Linked DNA regions of Homo sapiens: region 1 is linked to region 2. A link is a loop called in an ENCODE intact Hi-C map of the cell type or tissue named here. Cell type or tissue: HepG2. All regions are shown on one strand. Links, peaks and the distances in the headings refer to the core of each region. The heading gives the core; the rest is flanking DNA.

Region 1 (2,912 bases), core at 183-2,682, 260 kb after region 2:
TAAAACATTTATCTTTCACATTATTTTAAAATCTATATTGCTAAGACAAGCGTCTTTCTTAGAAAAAGAAATCTCTGATGCAATGTTACAAAAATAATTTTCGCTGGAGATGGTGTCTCTCTATTGCTATTTTTTGATTTTGTAGCTGCAGCATGCAGTAATGTCTTCCAGCCTAATTTCTTCAGGCTTTGTTACCCTCTGCCATTATGGAAAACATTTAGTTCAAGACCCCCACCCCTTTTTTTTTTCTTTTTTTTTTTTTGAGATTGAGTCTTGCTCTGTTGCCCAGGCTGGAGTGCAAAGGCATAATCTCAGCTCACTGCAACCTCCGCCTACTAGGTTCAAGTGATTCTCATTGCCTCAGCCTCCCAAGTAGCTGGGATTACAGGCACGTGCCACCACGCCCAGCTTATTTGTTGTATTTTTAGTAGAGATGGGGTTTCCTCATGTTGACCAGGCTGGTCTTGAACTCCTGGCCTCAAGTGATCCACCTGCCCCAGCCTCCCAAAGTACTAAGATTACAGGCATGAGCCACCGCCCCCGGACCCTTATGATTTTCTCAATAACATTTTATTTCCTCTAGCTTACTTTATTTTAAGAATACAGTATATAAGACATATAAGGGCTGGGCAAGATGGCTCACGCCTGTAATCTCAGCACTTTGGGAAGCCGAGGTGGGCGGGTCACCTGAGGTCAGGAGTTCGAGACCAGCCTGGCCAACATGGAGTAACCCTGTCTCTACCAAAAATACAAAAATTAGCGGGGTGTGGTGGCACGCACCTGTAGTCCCAGCTACTTGGGAAGCTGAGGCAGGAGAATCATTTGAACCTGGGAGGAGGAGGTTGCAGTGAGCCGAGATTGTACCACTGCACTCCAGCCTGGGCAACAGAGCAAGACTCCATCTCAAAAAAAAAAAAGACATACAAGATACAAAACACATGTTAATAGACTTTATATTATCAGTAAGGCTCCTAGTCAGTAGGCTATTAGTAGTTAAGTTTTTCGAGAGTCAAAAGTTATACTCAGTGGCCAGTTGATACTGTATATATCTATGGTTTGTAAAAAGAAGAAAACAAAACTGAGACAAACTTTTGATGCTCCTTGCTTGGCGCTGAGGCTGTTGGGGAAGATGCCTTTTGGAGCGGCTGCGGCTCAGCGCATGCACTGTGAGCCTGGACCTGTTGACTTTGCAGCAGTCATACATTTAGCTTCAGATTGTCTTGTTTCTGTATATAGTGACACAGCATTCTGCTGCCATTCTTAGTTGTGTCCAACTTAGCGGTGTCTGTTGACATAAGAAGTGTTTGGAATTTTTTTTTTTTTTGAGACGGAGTTTCGCTCTTGTTGCCCAGGCTGGAGTGCAAAGGTGCAATCTCTGCTCACCACAACCTCCGCCTCCCGGGTTCAAGCAATTCTCCTGCCTCAGACTCCTGCATAGCTGGGATTGCAGGCATGCACCACCACGCCCGGCTAATTTTGTATTTTTAGTAGAGATGGGTTTCTCCATGTTGGTCAGGCTGGTCTCGAACTCCTGACCTCAGGTGATCTGCTGCCTCAGCCTCCCAAAGTGCTGGAATTACAGGTGTGAGCCACTGCACCCGGCCTTTTTTTTTTTTTTTTGTGATGGAATCTCGCTCTGTTGCCCAGGCTGGAGCGCACTCGCGCAATCTCGGCTCACTGCAATCTCCACCTCCCAGGTTTAAGCAATTCTCTGCCTCAGCCTCCCGAGTAGCTGGGATTATAGGTGACTGCCACCATGCCCAGGTAATTTTTGTGTTTTTAGTAGAGAGGAGGTTTCACCATATTGGCCAGGCTGGTCTGGTCTTGAACTCCTAACCTCGTGATCCACCTGCCTTGGCCTCCCACAGTGCTAGGATTACAGGCGTGAGCCACCGCGCCCAGCCTAAGTGTGATAGTTTTCAAAGTGTTTGTTAAACAAACTGTAGAACTCTTCATTGTCAGCAAAGTGAAGAGTCACTGCCATCAATGAAAGTTCAAGAACCTTCTGTACGTAAACTCGATTTGCACGTTCTGTTATTTTTGTTTTGTTTAGTTTAGAATGCTGGAATGTTTTTGAAGTTAAACAGTATTACATTAAAAGAAGAAGAAGAAAAAGAAGAACAGTTGTTTGTGTGAATATCCTGTTCTTCAATAACCCATCACCTGATTGTTTAGATAAGTGGTTCTCAAAGTGTTGTTCTGGAACTGGCATAATCTGGGAGTTTGATAGAAAAGCAAATTATTGGGTTCCACTTCAGACCTGCTGAATTAGAAACTCTGGGGTGGCATCCAGTAATCTCTGTTTTAACAAGCCTCTAGGTGATTCTGATGCACACTGACATTTGAGAACCACAGGTTTAGATAACTCTTGCTTTAATTAATTATAACACTGGGGTTGCAAAATGGTGAATTTCCAGTATTCATTGAATGTTTATTAGCTGCCATTCTTCTATATAGAAAAGCCTTCCTTTCTCTTTATCCCCCCTCTCCCCCATCACCACCCCCATCACTATGGATTCATAGACATTGGAAACTCAGTTGCTAATTCTTGAATGCCACCATTCTTTCTCATGTCCAGCTAGTTCTTCATTTATCTGATAGAATTCCCTTCAGGCTATTCCTGTGTTCTTTCCACCTGGCCCCAGAGTTTTTGAGAGCACCCTTGCATTATGATGCAAAAAGACTCAATGATTTGACTGTGTATTTGCTTGTATCTTGAGGGTAAAAACTAAGTCTGCTACTTAATATTTCCCTGAGGGGACTTGATATCTAAATAATGTTCTATATAATAAATGTTCTTGAGCAAGCGAAGTGTTTGAGCATTTTTTTGGAAAGGGCAAAAGGCTGTTCCAAATTACATTGAAGTCTCTGTGATTCTTAGACTAGGATGATGCAAGGTTGATGTAAATTAC
Region 2 (2,912 bases), core at 270-2,769:
TTTTTTTTTTTTTTTTTTTTGAGACAGAGTCTCACTCTGTCGCCCAGGCTGGAGTGCACTGGCGCAGTCTCAGCTCACTGCAACCTCCACCTCCCGGGTTCACGCCATTCTCCTGCCTCAGCCTCCTGAGTAGCTGGGACTACAGGCACCCGCCACCATGCCCGGCTAATTTTTTGTATTTTTAGTAGAGACAGGGTTTCACCGTGTTAGCCAGGATGGTCTCGATCTCCTGACCTCGTGATCCGCCCGCCTCGGCCTCCCACAGTGCTGGGATTACAGGCGTGAGCCACCGCGCCCGACCTGAAATACTGTATTTTCAATCTGTGTTGGGTTGGGAAAAATCCACCTGTAAGTGGAGCCGGGTAGTTCATACCCATGTTGTTCAAACGTCAACTTTACTCACAAAAATGTAGAGTCATTAAAATCTTAACAGGCAAGAAAAATAACAGGTCAAACTGAATTCTGTAAGGTTGTGCACCAATAATTACCTATTATTTCTAAAATTTAGGGAAATGAAATAACAAATCAGTTAGATTAGAACTTCATCTCAAAAACCATGCAGCCCAGGTAAATTTGTGTACTGAGAAACATTAGGAAAAAGCAAGAGGATACTTACGCTGAATCAAAACAAGTTGTCTCACACCAACCCAGAAAATGTTACTTTTACAACTAGATCTGAGATATGCGCTTAACATTTTAAACGAAGATTTACTGACTGTAATGGTGTCCAATACCACTCTCCCAGAGTTTTCAAGGGAATAGGAATTAGGTTGTATAATCCACGTGGTTAGATTCCACTATCTATTCCATCTAGCCCGGGAAGACTCCAACTATCTTTCTTCACCATGGATACAGGGACCTAAGTTTGGCTGTAAGAGTATTCTTTGTTTGATAGCCAAGGCACTGAAAAGTGACTACACACTACTCTCCTCCCAGGCAGATCTCTGACTGATCACAATATATCCAGCTCCATCCAGATATCCAGATCTCGTATCCTTTTTCGAACTCACATCGTCCCCACCCTTCTCCCCAAAAAAGCCACACAGACGGAGTCAGAGAACGGAGCCTGATCCCTTCAATCAACCCCTTAGCCTGCTCCAAGACTGAATTTCACGCCCCGCCCCCCCCGGCCCCAACCTGCAGTTTGAGCGTGGACAACCTCAGCGGCAGAGCCCGCCTTGGTTCGGTATCAGGGCCTGGGATCCTGCTGGTCCAGATTCACCGGCCCCAGGCAGACTGGATGAAACACACTGGGCCGCGATGCTCGTCAGATCCCGACCACTCCTGGAGCAGGAGGCGGCAGACACACTGACAAACAGGGTGACGCGCACACCGTGCGCACAACGCGCATCACTTGTCCGCAGAAGTGGAAGACGTACCTGGCTCGCAGAGTTGGGTCCCGAGCCGGCTGTCGGGAGGTGCTGCCCAAGGGTCAGAGGTCCAAACTGGACTTGGCCACCCTCACGATTCTCACTTGGAGCAGCCCTGCGGTGGCCCAGCTGCAGCGGCACAGTCCCGGCGCCTTCTGATTGGCTCAGCTACAGCCCCTCGCGTATTCGCTTCCGGGTGAGAGGTGCCCGGTCGCCCCAGCAACCAAGTCGCACCTGGAGCTGTCCTAGCGCCTAGTTCTCTCCCGGCCGCAGAGCTGGCCGCCCAGGGGGAGTCGCAGAGTTTGGAAGATCTCTCTAACACCTCTCGGCCAAGTGAGTGTCCCTCCTCCTAACGACCCGGGCAGAGAAGAGCTCCTTTAAGTCGAACTAGCGTGGAGTCAGAACCTGCTTGGCTCCCGGTAACTCCTGTGGGGGTGTGATATATTTCCTGACCGTCTAGCCGAGGGGCACGGGGGAACCCCTGGTCTGGGAATCTAGCTCTGATTCTGTTGTTAATTCGCTGTTGAGACACCCGAGGCGCGTGCCAACCTCCCTGGGCCTCAGTTTCCGCTATGGTGCCGGGTGGTCTCTGTGAGGTTCCCTCTAGCTCTGACGTTCCCAAGTTTCGAATGTAGAACATTTTAGCGGCAATTGAAAACAGTCCAGTTTCTGATATGATTACGTTTAATGCTCTGCTTCATAGGCACTTAACGATTCCTTCCGAAGTGCCCTTCATTCACTAGACGTTCTGTTACTATTAGTACTAAACACGGAGTCGGACAGTGGGGTGAGAAGAGATTTGACTAATCTGCCATCCGTGTCCTGGAGGAACTGGGTGGGATAGGGGATCCCGATACAAAAGCATGGTTTTAATAGAACCTTAAGTACTACAGTAGGAATAGGCCCAGAGTGCCGTGGGGGTTCCTGAAGGAGTCTGAGGTTGACAAGTAATGAGAAGAAAGGCTTTGTGGGAGAGCTCATACCTGAGCTGGGGCTACAAGAATACAATAGCTAATATTTACAGAGTTTAGACACTGGGCTAAGTGCTTTAACTAGATTAGCTCATTTACTTGATTTGCCCCATCTAAGGATGAGGAAACTGAGGCATAAGATAATTATTTGTCCAAGGTCAGAGAAAATGGTGGAGTCTGGATGCAAAGGTAGGTAGTCCGATGCCAGAGCATGAACCCCTAACTACTACACTCTATTTTGCCAACTCTTGAGGATGAATAGCAGTTAACCAGGTAAAGAAGAGAAGGGTGTTCCACCCAGAGTACGGCATGGCATCTGTGGGAAACTACAAGCAGATCTGGTAATCTAGTTAGTTATCATTAGTTAAACACTTAGAAAGTAGCTCTGACGCCTGTAGTTCCAGCTACTTGGGAGGCTGAGGCAGGAGAATGGCGTGAACCCGGGAGGCGGAGGTTGCAGTGAGACGAGATCAAGCCACTGCACTCCAGCCTGGGCGACAGAGCGAGACTCCGTCTCAAAAATAAATAAATAAATAAATAAATTAAATTAAATTAAATTAAATTAAAAAAT

The links. Peaks named below come from ENCODE experiments on the same cell type or tissue, not always from the same donor. Only the 100,000 strongest peaks of a DNase experiment are listed, where the experiment ranks them.
Region 1: a loop joins it to region 2, with 2.6 times the contacts of the local background. A loop is called at or near these places in 6 of 110 quality-filtered maps.

Annotation. Positions count from the first base shown.
Region 1 is chr2:39,137,115-39,140,026 of GRCh38, forward strand. No RefSeq gene overlaps it. Among named protein-coding and RNA genes, the nearest start is that of SOS1, 18 kb to the left of the region's middle. In HepG2, for the core only: no CTCF peak of the experiment used is centred there; DNase peaks (open chromatin) are centred at 1,257 and 1,997; H3K4me3 peaks cover 163 bases.
Region 2 is chr2:38,874,408-38,877,319 of GRCh38, forward strand. It overlaps DHX57 (DExH-box helicase 57), which reads right to left and starts at 1,527. Exons shown (of 24, transcript NM_198963.3): 1 at 1,380-1,527. It overlaps MORN2 (MORN repeat containing 2), which reads left to right and starts at 1,569. Exons shown (of 5, transcript NM_001145450.3): 1 at 1,569-1,703. The coding sequence starts at 1,646. RefSeq lists an enhancer at 736-1,720. In HepG2, for the core only: no CTCF peak of the experiment used is centred there; a DNase peak (open chromatin) is centred at 1,544; H3K4me3 peaks cover 2,373 bases.